2 separate regions of the Homo sapiens genome follow, and region 2 is linked to region 1. Evidence: chromatin loops called from intact Hi-C (ENCODE). Cell type or tissue: PC-9. All regions are shown on one strand. Links, peaks and the distances in the headings refer to the core of each region. The heading gives the core; the rest is flanking DNA.

What was found. Hi-C counts contacts between places; a loop is a spot of excess contacts. Peaks named below come from ENCODE experiments on the same cell type or tissue, not always from the same donor. Only the 100,000 strongest peaks of a DNase experiment are listed, where the experiment ranks them.
Region 2: a loop joins it to region 1, with 2.2 times the contacts of the local background. A loop is called at or near these places in 2 of 110 quality-filtered maps.

The regions. Positions count from the first base shown.
Region 1 is chr17:69,044,831-69,051,169 of GRCh38, reverse strand. It overlaps ABCA9 (ATP binding cassette subfamily A member 9), which reads left to right. Exons shown (of 39, transcript NM_080283.4): 2 at 31-139; 3 at 1,680-1,887; 4 at 5,834-5,998. The coding sequence starts at 44. Among named protein-coding and RNA genes, the nearest start is that of ABCA9, 13 kb to the left of the region's middle. In PC-9, for the core only: no CTCF peak of the experiment used is centred there; a DNase peak (open chromatin) is centred at 3,619; H3K4me3 peaks cover 453 bases; H3K27ac peaks cover 1,114 bases.
Region 2 is chr17:69,211,607-69,217,945 of GRCh38, reverse strand. ABCA10 (ATP binding cassette subfamily A member 10) reads left to right here. Exons shown (of 39, transcript NM_001377321.1): 7 at 1,588-1,729; 8 at 1,946-2,131; 9 at 3,095-3,242. Among named protein-coding and RNA genes, the nearest start is that of ABCA10, 14 kb to the left of the region's middle. RefSeq lists an enhancer at 4,045-4,965. In PC-9, for the core only: no CTCF peak of the experiment used is centred there; no DNase peak of the experiment used is centred there.

The DNA of each region.
Region 1 (6,339 bases), core at 2,080-4,579:
GTACTTCATTTTTTTTCTGTCTTTTTAAAGGAAACAGGTCAAAATGAGCAAGAGACGCATGAGCGTGGGTCAGCAAACATGGGCTCTTCTCTGCAAGAACTGTCTCAAAAAATGGAGAATGAAAAGACAGACCTTGTTGGTATGCTTCAGAGTCTATGTGTTCTCATATTTAGAGGATGAAAAAGTATTTTATCAGGCAACATAAACACTTTATTTTCATTATTTAACATTGCACATATGTGTAGTCTAATTAACAAGCTAGATTTTTTTTCAAATTCTGGGCTTTGCTATTTGTTCAGGTAAAATTTATTTTTTCAAATTACATTATGTATTATTGTTTTATGTCTTACTAGAGGCATTTTTTTAAAAATTCATATTCAGAAACTCCTTGAAAAATAAAGCCATATCTTTATACTTCAGAGATAACAATTCTTAACCGCTGAGCTCATTTGAATCTCATGAACGCATTTGTATAGAAGTTCAGGGACAAAGTAAAAAAGAAGCAGGGAATCCAAAATCTAACAAACAATGAAAAGGCAAATTGTAGCACTTCTACACAATGTCATTATAGACACAGACAATGTCAGTTTGAAAGAAATAATAATCATGTAAATAAATGGGAAAATAGTATTGTGATCTTTTACTTCTATTAAAATAGTACTTATTTTCTTCTGATCATAAGAATGATTAGATGTGCTTTGTGCAAAAAATTTAGTAAACTCAGAAAAATATAATAAAATCACCCATAGAATACTCATAGTTCAAAACTTATATTAACATCTGATCTTATGAACGTGTGTGTGTGTGTGTGTGTGTGTGTGTGTGTTCGTGTGTGTGTGTGTGTGTTCATGCAACAAATATGTATTGAATGCTTGGATAGGCAGGGAATAAAGTATACAACAATTCCTGCATAGGGAAAAGATTATATAAATGTAAAAGTTGTGATCCCGCCCTACATAGATGTTTTACCTTTAAACTTTTAGCTCTTTTTTATATAAACATTATATTTATTTTTCTATTAAGATAGAAACAGATATAGACCAACACACATAGCTAAAAAAGGATCATATGATGAAGATGACATATAACTCTTTTAAAAAGGACTTATGTGTAGTATCATAACTAAATAATTAACTAGGTTCTTATCACTGGGTTTCAATTGCATTGTGCTGTATTTCCAATTCCCGAATGTGGTCACGATGACCACATTCAAAAAAACTTTGTTTTTTTATGAGCAACATTTTGGGACTATCTTCTTCCACATACCAGCAACAGAAGGTAAAAATATGATATGATCTTGCTCCTGTTGATGGAAGCTAGTTACCTATTCCACATCACCTACTATTTATTTATCACTGTCACTAAAATTTTAACATGACTAAACTGTTGGGCCATTCATAAAGTAATACAGGCTTTATCACTTGCACTAGAGTGTGGTAAACTTAGATTCTCAATTATAACTGGAATTGATGTTACAATTCTGTCTTGGTAGACAATGTGCATATTTTAATATATGCAGATTAATGGACAAAGAAAATCAGGATATTTAAAAACTAGGAGAAAGAATAAATGGAATGCAAGCCAAATAACAGAATTAAGTATTTCAAACTGTTTGTGGATGATTGATCTGTGGTATAACATCTACCAGTTTGTTTCCTTTTTCTCTTATTGCTATATAGGAATGGCTCTTTTCATTTCTTCTGGTACTGTTTCTGTACCTATTTTTCTCCAATTTACATCAAGTTCATGACACTCCTCAAATGTCTTCAATGGATCTGGGACGTGTAGATAGTTTTAATGATACTAATTATGTTATTGCATTTGCACCTGAATCCAAAACTACCCAAGAGATAATGAACAAAGTGGCTTCAGCCCCATTCCTAAAAGGTATGTTCCCTGGTTGTTCATAGTAATTTCCTTATTTGCAAAAGGCACAAATTCATTTTGAGATTTCCTTCATAAATTATGTTGAATGTTCAAGTTTCTAGAGTTTATTAACAACATTAACGTATATTCCTTCCAAGTCTCAAAATTTTTTGTAGTTTGTTCACTAGTGTCCCATTTAGGAAATTCCATATTAAAAGGGTTATCTTCATAATTGTACATATCAAAATGAGATAGTCCAGGGTTATTTAAATGTATGTTTGTGAAAAGATTCTGGAAACATTGGACTGTAGTGACAGCATGATTTTTCAAATACATACATATTAAGAGAGAAACTATACATCATTTTGAAAACCCATGGGCAATATTTACAATGAAAAGAGGTGACATGTTTCCTTGTACCACAAAGTATATATGTGGGTGGGACACAAAGCTCTAAAAGCCACAAGATTGGCGTGGTTTTTCCTGTGGGTGTAGGAAGAGAACAAAGAGAAACAATAAGGTATCTGATGGTCCTGAAGAAACTTCTTTAAGAGTTCATAATTACCCACCAGAAAGCAGAGAGGGCCAATTTGAGAATCGCAACTGAAACCATATTCAGAAATTTTATTACTAGTATAGTTTTGGAATGCTATTGAAGCTGTTAAATGTGTAAAGTGTGATAGACCAAATAAGTAAGTATGGAATAGTCTCATTCTCTCACCCATGTGTCCTTAAAACTTGGGAGTCACACTATGGAAGAGAAGGTCTAGGGCAGGACATTTACAAGGTGAAGAACCTTGTCATTCCAGATAGCTTAGAGACTAGCCATCAAGACCTGATCGGTTATGCCAAAAGAACTCAGCAGCCAATGTGGCGTAAGTCCATGCTTTCGTCAAGTTATTAAATGAAAAATATAACTAACCGTTTTACCGTTAGAGGATGATACAGGTTGAGCACCCCTAATTCTAAAACCCAAAATCAGAAATGCTCCAAAATCTGAAGCCTTTTGAGCCTGACATGATGCATAAGTGGAATATTCCACACCTGACCTCATGATAGGTTTGACTCTGTGTCCACACCCAAATCTCATCTTGAATTGTAATCCCCACATGTGGAGGAAGGGACCTGTAATCTCCATGTTTTGAGGGAGGGAAGTGATTGGATCATGGGAGCAATTTCCCCCATGCTGTTCTCATGATAGTGAGTTCTCACAAGATCTAATGATTTTATAAGGGGTTTTCCCCCCTTTGCTTCCTGTCTCTCCTGCCACATTGTGAAGGTGCCTGCTTCCCCATCTGCCATGATTGTAAGTGTCCTGAGGTCTCCCCACGTTGCAGGAATCAGGAGACCAGAAAGACCATATGGGTGGAACAGGAGGATTTTATTTAGGTGGCCACTGGCCCAGCAGATTAATATCCAGAGGCTGAGCCACGAACAAAGACAGGGCTTGACTTTTATTCATGCAACTGAAGTGGGGTGGCTAGCCAGTGGCGTGAAATTTGCAGGATGGGGAAAGTGAGAACAGAACAAAGGCAGTTAATCAAACTGTGACAGGTTTTGCAACTTAGGCATGTCTTGTGACCTTTGCCATCCTGCACAAATGGGAAAACAGGAACTTACAAAATCCTTGCAAACTTGCAGAAATAGTTACAAAAGTAATTATAAGAGCAGAACAAAGAATGATAGCATGGGGAGAGAATTTCAGGCAGAGACTGATAAGAACTTGTTTTTCTCCTCCCTGCTCTTGGAATCCATTTCTCTGGGGCCCCTGCCTGGCCTTGCAGATAATGTTATCATAGCTCCAGCTGCACTTTGGAGTGAGTCAGCCTGGTCAGGGAAGGACTTGTTTTCTCTTTACTTGTTTTTCTTATATTTCCTGCTTCACCCAGCCATGCAGAACTGTGAGCCAATTAAACCTCTTTCCTTTATAAATCACCCAGTCTTGGCTATGTCTTTATAGCAGTGTGCAAACAGACCAATACACCTCATGTGATCGGTCACAGTGAAAAAGCAGTAAAAACTTTGTTTTATGCACAAAATCATTTAAAATATTGTATAGGCTGAGTGTGCTGTAATTCCAGCACTTTGGGAGGCTGAGGTGGGCGGATCATCTTAGGTCAGGAGTTCTAACCTGGCCAACATGGTGACACCCCATCTCTACTAAAAATACAAAAATTAGCTGGGTGTGGTGGCATGTGCCTGTAATCTCAGCTACTTGGGAGTCTGAGGCAGGAGAATCACTTGCACTCAGGAGGTGAAGGTTGCAGTGAGCCGAGATCGTGCCACTGCACTCCAGCCTCAGTGACAGAGTGAAAGTCCATCTCAAAAACACAAACCAACAAACAACAATTATATATATATATATAAAATTTTCTATATATATAAAATTTTATATATATATATATATATATATATATATATATATATAGTATAAAATCGCCTTCAGGCAATGTGTATAAAGTGTATGTGAAACATAAATGAATTTCACATTTAGACTTGGGTTGCATCCTCAAGATTTCTTATTATGTGTATGAAAATATTATAAAATCCAAAAAGAAATTGAAACCCAAAATACTTCTTGTCTTGAGTGTGTGATAAGAGATACTCAGCCTATTGTGATGAGTTCTTATTATGGAAAATAGCAAATAAAGAGAAAATACAAGCACATATCCCACGTGAACTATTGCACAACCAAATAGATAATAGAAAATATTATTTTATAAATGTTTTATATTAGTAGATGAAAAAGAAATGATAGAAATAAAACATCACCATTTTGAAACTCCCATTGAATTAATGGACCTAGGCACTGAGGGTCAACAGCTGGAATATCTCAAAAAGAGAAACAACTAGAAATTATAAGCCTCTCATAAAACAACACATCAACACCTATCGGCTGGCAAAAAAGGATTAGACCTGAGTCTGGTTAAGCCTCTGGATCTAGCTGCTGGATTGTAGGAAATACCGAGGACAAAAGAACTTGCTGAATTGCACCAGGAGGGTGCGCTTATATGGGTTAAATGGCCTGGGTTAGATCAGTAACAGTCAGCCATTTACACTACATATTTTAGAATAAACAAAGTCTCTTAAGGAAACACTATCTAAATGCAACAGTTTTATTCTGTCTTTGGAAATTTGGCTACATTGACATCACTTCCAAATGAAGATGTGTACTATAATTGCAGCATATATTCCAACTTTAGATAGGTTTGTTTGTATATGAATTTAAATTGATGTATTGGTATTTCCAATATCAATATTTATACCAGTACCAATACCAATGATTATTTCCAATACCGTTGGAATTTCCAATAGCAATAATTTTTTGAAATTCATTGTGCGTTAAATTATTGTTTGATATGGTTTGGCTGTGTCTCCACCCAAAATTTTATCTTGAATTGTAATCCCCATAATCCCCACAATCCCCATGAGTCAAGGGAGGGACCTAGTGGAAAGTGATTGGATTATGGGGGTGGTTTCTCCCATGCTATTCTCATGAAAGTGAGTGAGTTCTCATGAAATCTGATGGTTTTATAAGCATCTGGCATTTCCCCTGCTTGCACTCATTCTCTCTCCTGCCTCCCTGGAAAGAGGTACCTTCTGCTATGATTGTAAGTTTCCTGAGGCTTCCCCAGTCATAGGGAACTGTGAGTCAATTAAACTTCTTTCTTTATAAATCACCCAGTCTCGGTATTTTCTTATAGCAATGTAAGAACAGAATGATACATTGTTTAAATGATTTATTTGGAAGGGTAAGTTATATTTGCAATACAAATGTTTGCCATAAATTTCTGATTTTATCTAGAACATCAGAAATTCCCACCCCCCTCCCCTCCATGTCTTATTTAGGCCCAGCACTGCCTTTAGGAAGGAATAGCTTTAACATAAAATAACCTCAACATAATTGAATATGGCCAGGTAGAGATTTTCTTGCTTAACTATTTCTTTTGTTTTCTTCACATGGCAGGAAGAACAATCATGGGGTGGCCTGATGAAAAAAGCATGGATGAATTGGATTTGAACTATTCAATAGACGCAGTGAGAGTCATCTTTACTGATACCTTCTCCTACCATTTGAAGTTTTCTTGGGGACATAGAATCCCCATGATGAAAGAGCACAGAGACCATTCAGGTAACTTTTGAAGAAGAAAAAAATTTTTTTTGCTATTGTATCAGTAGCCACAAAGGGGGCATACCTGATAGCAGAGGTGAAACTACACAAACATATACAACCACAACATAGAGCTTTAATTTCTGAACATAAAGGAGATTCATATTTATTAAATGAAGCTTATGTGCTTAAGTACATTGTTTTATTAAGAAATTATATTTACTCTTATTTCTAAGTTGCTCCTAAAAAAAACCTGAACAAAATGATCTTGCTCATTGATTCCCAAACATTTTCTTAAAGTTTAGTGCTTTCTTGACGTAAGCAACAGAAGATCCAAGCTCAAGGAAAGCAATCTTGACCAA
Region 2 (6,339 bases), core at 1,850-4,349, 170 kb before region 1:
TATTAATTGATATGTTGCATCTGTTATTGGGGAGGGTGTCTTAGACAAGCTCTTTCTCCTCTTTTCAAAGACAAGGAAAATAGATTTTTAAATAATAAAATGATATAATTTTCTTAAAAATATATAGCTTTGTGAATTTTGGTCTTTAAATTTTTATAAGAACCCATTGCCAAATGCAAGTATCCCAAGTATTAAGGTAAAACTGCTATATTTCTTGTAAAGCCCTCACACTTCTTGTATATTATCCCTTCTACTTTCTATCTGATCAGGCACAAATTTACTACTTAACTCAGTAGATTGTACTGCTTTGCCCAAATAAGGCTCAAGTATGCCAAATTCTCATTTATCAATAGCTTGTTTTTTCTTATTGTTGAGTACTATTCCATGGCATGGATGTATTTCTGTTTGTTTAATTCTTCAGCCTTTGGAGGAGATATGGGTTGTTTCTAGTTTTTGGCATTTATGAATAAAGCTGTGATTAACATTCATATACAGGTTTTTGTGTGAGCATAAGTTTTAATTTTTCTGGGAAAAATGCTCAGTGGTATATTTGCTGGATCATGTGGTGGTTGTTTAAAACATACCTTTCCATCTACTTCCAGAGATTTTCAAAAGCAACAATGTTTTGGCTACTCCGACATTCAATCACAGTTATACAACTATAATCATCATGATACCTTTTTTTTTTTTCTTTTTTTGAGATGGAGTTTCGCTCTTGTTGCCCAGGCTGGAGTGCAATGGCACGATCTTGTCTCACTGCAACCTCCACTTCTGGGGTTCAAGTGATTCTCCTGCCTCAGCCTCCCTAGTAGTTGGGATTACAGGTGCCCGCCACCTCACCCAGCTAATTTTTTGTATTTTTAGTAGAGATGGGGTTTTACTATGTTGGCCAGGCTGTTCTCGAACTCCTGACTCAGGCAATCCACCTGCCTCAACCTCCCAAAGTGCTGGGATTACAGGCGTGAGCCACCGTGCCTGGCATCATAATACCTTTCCTTTTATTTTAGTTTCACATTTCTTAATAGCACTATGGTATTCTGATTCTTAAAAATAATACATTGTCTAATGTCCATAGCCATACAAGGATAAAAAATGAAATGAGCTTTACTTAAATTGGAAAGATTTCTGTTAAACATTCAGAAGAATGGTATACCTTAGAAAGCTTTAGTATAAGGAAGTTTAAAGGGGAGATTGTCGTTGTTTTTCCACTGACATTTTATATAGTCATTTAACTGAAAGAATAAAAGTATATTTAATTATATTAAATATAAAATTTGTTCTACAGCTATAGAGGTAATTATAGTAATGGCTACTTTCTGTGCCACATGCTAAACTAACATCTTCAAAAGCATTATCTCATTTATTTCTCAGAACAACCATATGAATAGCTACCATGAAAAACTCCATTTTACAGATGAGAGTGAGAGAAGATAAATAACTTGCTAATAGTCACAAAATGTGTATGGCCACCCATTTAGAATAAATTTAGTCCTGATTTCAGAGCTTTTACTCTTAACCATTTCGCACATTACCTCTCCAAACATTTATGTTTGTGACAGTTGAACTAACACCTTGTTTCTACTATAGGCTCTCCTGGGGATTGACATACATTTGCTTCATCTTCATTATGTCCATTTTTATGGCTCTGGTCATAACATCAATCCCAATTGTATTTCATACTGGCTTCATGGTGATATTCACACTCTATAGCTTATATGGCCTTTCTTTGGTGAGTTGGTAAAAGCATATTACCTCTTAACCTGTTTCAGATTACAGATACATGAGCAAATAATGTTTCTTTGGGATATTAGTGTAATCACTATATTTTCTATCCTATTTTCTATATGTTTTGAGAAAATTTTTGACAATGTGAGAAATCGATGAATATTGCTATTTATGAATCTTCAAGGAAAAATATACCAATCAGACCTCTTTCTTCCTTCAGATAGCATTGGCTTTCCTCATGAGTGTTTTAATAAGGAAACCTATGCTCGCTGGTTTGGCTGGATTTCTCTTCACTGTATTTTGGGGATGTCTGGGATTCACTGTGTTATATAGACAACTTCCTTTATCTTTGGGATGGGTATTAAGTCTTCTTAGCCCTTTTGCCTTCACTGCTGGAATGGCCCAGGTAAGAACATAATTATTTCAAGATTTTATTATTAGATTTTCAAAATATGTTCTTATTCAAGAATTTGGTGCCTCATGAAATTTAATAATCAGCCACTCTGTGTTTTAAGAAATTCTGCTGTTGAGAAACTAAATAAGAACAACAAAAAAGTTTTATCAAATGGATAAACAAAGCAGGCAGATCATTTGTAAAATCCTAGCAAATTTAAAGAAGAAAAATAATTGCCCATTATCTGACCACTGAGAAATATCTGGTTTGTGTCCCCCTTTAAAGAGGCAGTAAAATGTGAGGTTATGAATAACGAGTGAAGCCAGATGGCATGGATAAGGGTCTCATCTCTGTTGCCTACCAGCTGGTGACACTGGGCAAGTCACTTAATCTCTTTAGCCTGTCTTCTGCAGAATGAGGATGTCAGTAGAACCCACCTCATGGGGGTAAATTTTTAGGATTAATTGTGCTATTATATACATATAGCACTAGTACAGAGCCAGATACATACTATCTAAATGTTAACTGTTATCATTATTATCTTTCTAGTTTTTTCTTCAAGTCTTCAGTACTTATTTAATAATTGAATGTTTCTGCAATATCTTATACTTAGAATTTTTATGTTTCTTTAAATGGGCTCTAATTATGTTGCCCACTTCAAGTTTTCCTTCCCAAAGTATGTTATATTTGGTTGCTTGTCCACTTCTCCATATTTTCTTTGTTAAAATACCCATGATTAATGATGCAGTTAATTTCTCTTTTTTGTTTTACTTTCATATATAGCATTTTAAAATTTTGTGAGAATACTTACATTTTTTAAAAAGCAACAATACTAATAGCACATTTACTATGCATATTTGAAAAGGTATTAAAATATTAATTACATATCTCTAGGTACCACTATTTTTTAAAAAAAATTGTTTTATTTAGTTTTATAAGTTCATCTAACATTTTATTTTTTCTTTTAAATCTCAGATTACACACCTGGATAATTACTTAAGTGGTGTTATTTTTCCTGATCCCTCTGGGGATTCATACAAAATGATAGCCACTTTTTTCATTTTGGCATTTGATACTCTTTTCTATTTGATATTCACATTATATTTTGAGCGAGTTTTACCTGGTAAGTTAATAGTGTGGTTAAAGTTAAATTTAAAGCAATTCTGTTTCTTAAAACATGTATTAATATCTGTTTATTTGTAACTTAAGAAGCATTTCTGATAGTAGAGAAGAAAAAATTTCAAAACAATAGAATTTCCTCATTTCCATTTTACTATTTAAAGGTATGAACTGAATCATTTTTTTTTTTTTTGAGACGGAGTCTCGCTCTGTCGCCCAGGCTGGAGTGCAGTGGCGGGATCTCGGCTCACTGCAAGCTCCGCCTCCCGGGTTCACGCCATTCTCCTGCCTCAGCCTCCCAAGTAGCTGGGACTACAGGCGCCCGCCACTACGCCCAGCTAATTTTTTGTATTTTTAGTAGAGACGGGGTTTCACCGTTTTAGCCGGGATGGTCTCGATCTCCTGACCTCGTGATCCGCCCGCCTCGGCCTCCCAAAGTGCTGGGATTACAGGCGTGAGCCACCGCGCCCGGCCGAACTGAATCATTTTTAAAAATCATTTTAATTAAAAAGAACTGTATTTATTTTGGTTTTTGTCTTTCGTAAAGGTAGGATGTATGTGTGTCGGTATGTGTTTTAGTTTGAGAGAGGGAGGAAAACACTTAAATCACCTATTGAATAATGATGCTTTTTAGTGCCTAAATTGAACTCACTTATGTAAAATAGTTCATTAATTGGTTCTTGTTAATATTTGGCTCAAGTATAGTTGTTCTTCCGAATCTCAAAAATATGAAGAAGGAAACACAATATGAAGTTAATGGATTATTTCTTATTCTCTCCCTTTTGTCGAAACATCAGCCCAATAAGAATGCTTTCTATAATGTTATTAAAGGTAATAAAATAGGGGAGGGGCCACAGAGTGAAGGAAGCTCCTAGCTGAATTTTGTAATAACTTTGAGCATGAATTTTCCTGAGCAGAATCGGAAGGGGCCAGGGTGGGGGTTGGTTAGGGGGTTGAACAGGAAATGTAGGTACTAGCGCAGAAGCAACAGCCAAAGGTGTGGGCAGATGGGGAGGGCCCAGCCAGGCCCGAGAGCCCTGCTTGCTTTCTCAGCAGGGAGGCTTATAGCCTGGGGCAAGATCTCAGCCTTGCTCACTGGATGCCTGAATATAAACTCAGTGCTGTTGTGGGGGCACAGTGGGAGTGAGACTGGCCTTGCTGACTGTGTGGGAGCTGGGTGAGGCCTGTCACTCCTGGCTTTCCCCCACTTTCCTGGCTATCTGTATGATGCAGCAGAAGTAGCCATAATTCCCCTGGGAACATAACACCGTTGGTCTGAGAACGACCCTCCCCCCACCCGCAAACCTGTCGCCCACAGTGGTCACAGCAAGCCCCACCCAAGGAAAGTCTGAGCTCAGACATGCCTAACCCTGCCCCCACCTGATTGTTTTTATTCTCCCCACCGCTGGTAGCTAAAGACAAAAGACACAAACTCTTGGGAGCTCTATGGCCCCACCCATAGCCTGAGAAACCAGAGTACTTATCCTGGCCACTGTAGGGCGCTACAGCAGCTGGTGCTGTCTTGAAAGTTCCACCTCCTGGTTGGAGGCCAATGAACTCAAGCCATTACACAAAGTCATAACAGAACAATCCTGCACCAAAGAAGGAGAAAACAACAGATAATTCTACCACTTGCAACACCCTGGCTAACCAGAGGTCCTGAGTCTGTCCACGTGGCAACTTCACTGCTAGCATAACCAGCATTCTAGAAAACCAGCATGATGAATAGCATAGTACCTCACATCTCAATACCCACATTGAATGTAAATGGCCTAAATGTGCCACTTAAAAGATACAGAATAGCAGAATGAATAAAAATTCACCAACCAAGTATCTGCTGTCTTCAAGAGACTCACCCAACACATAAGGACTCACATAAACTTAAGGTAAAGGGGTGGGAATAGATATTCCATGCAAATGGACACAGGAGTAGCTATTCTTATATCAGACAAAAAGACTTTAAAGCAACAACAGTTAAAAAGACAAAGAGGGACATTATATAATAATAAAAGGACTAGTCCAACAGGAAAATGTCACAGTCCTAAATCTGTGTGCACCTAATACTGGAGCTCTCAAATTTATAAAAGCAATTACTACTAGACCTAAGAAATGAGATAAATGGCAACACGATAATAGTGGGGGACTTCGATACTCCACTGACAGCACTGAACAGGTCATCAAGATAGAAAGTTAACAAAGAAACAATGGTCTTAAAGTATACCCTGAACTTAACAAATATTTACAGAATATTCTACCCAACAACTGCAGAATATACATTCTGTTCATCAGCACATGGAACATTCTCCAAGATAGACCATATGATAAGCAACAAAACAAGTCTCAATAAATCAACATTATATCAAGCACTGTCTCAGACCACAGTGGAACAAAATTGAAAATCAACTCCAAAAGGAGCCCTCAGAACCATGCAAACACACAGAAATTAAATAACCTGCTCCTGAATGATTGTTCGGTCAACAATGAAATAAAAATGGAAATTTAAAAATTCTTTCAACCTAATGATAATAGTGACACAACTTATCAAAACCCCTGCGATACAGAAAAAGCAGTGCTAAAAAGAAAGTTCATGGCATAAAATACCTACATCAAAAAGTCTGAAAGAGCACAAATAGACAATCTAAGGTCACACCTCAAGGAACTGGAGAAACAAAAACAAACCAAACCCAAACCCAGCAGAAGAAAAGAAATCCCCAAGATCAGAGCAGAACTAAATGAAATTGAAACAAAAAATACAAAAAATAAATGAAACAAAAAGCTGGTTCTTTGAAAAGTTGAACAAAATTGATAGACCATTAGCAAGATTCACCAAGAAAAGAGAGAAGATCCAAATATGCTCAATTTGGAATGAAATGAGAGATATTACAACTGATAACACAGAAGTACAAAAGATCATTCAGGGCCACTATGGACACCTTTATGTGCAAAAACTAGAAAACCTAGAGGAGATGGATAAATTCCTGGAAATATGCAACCCTTCTAGAATAAACCAGGAAGAAATAGAAACCCTGAACAGACCAATAACAAGCAGTGAGATTGAAATGGTAATTAAAATATTCCCCCCCGCCCCCAAAGAGTCCAGG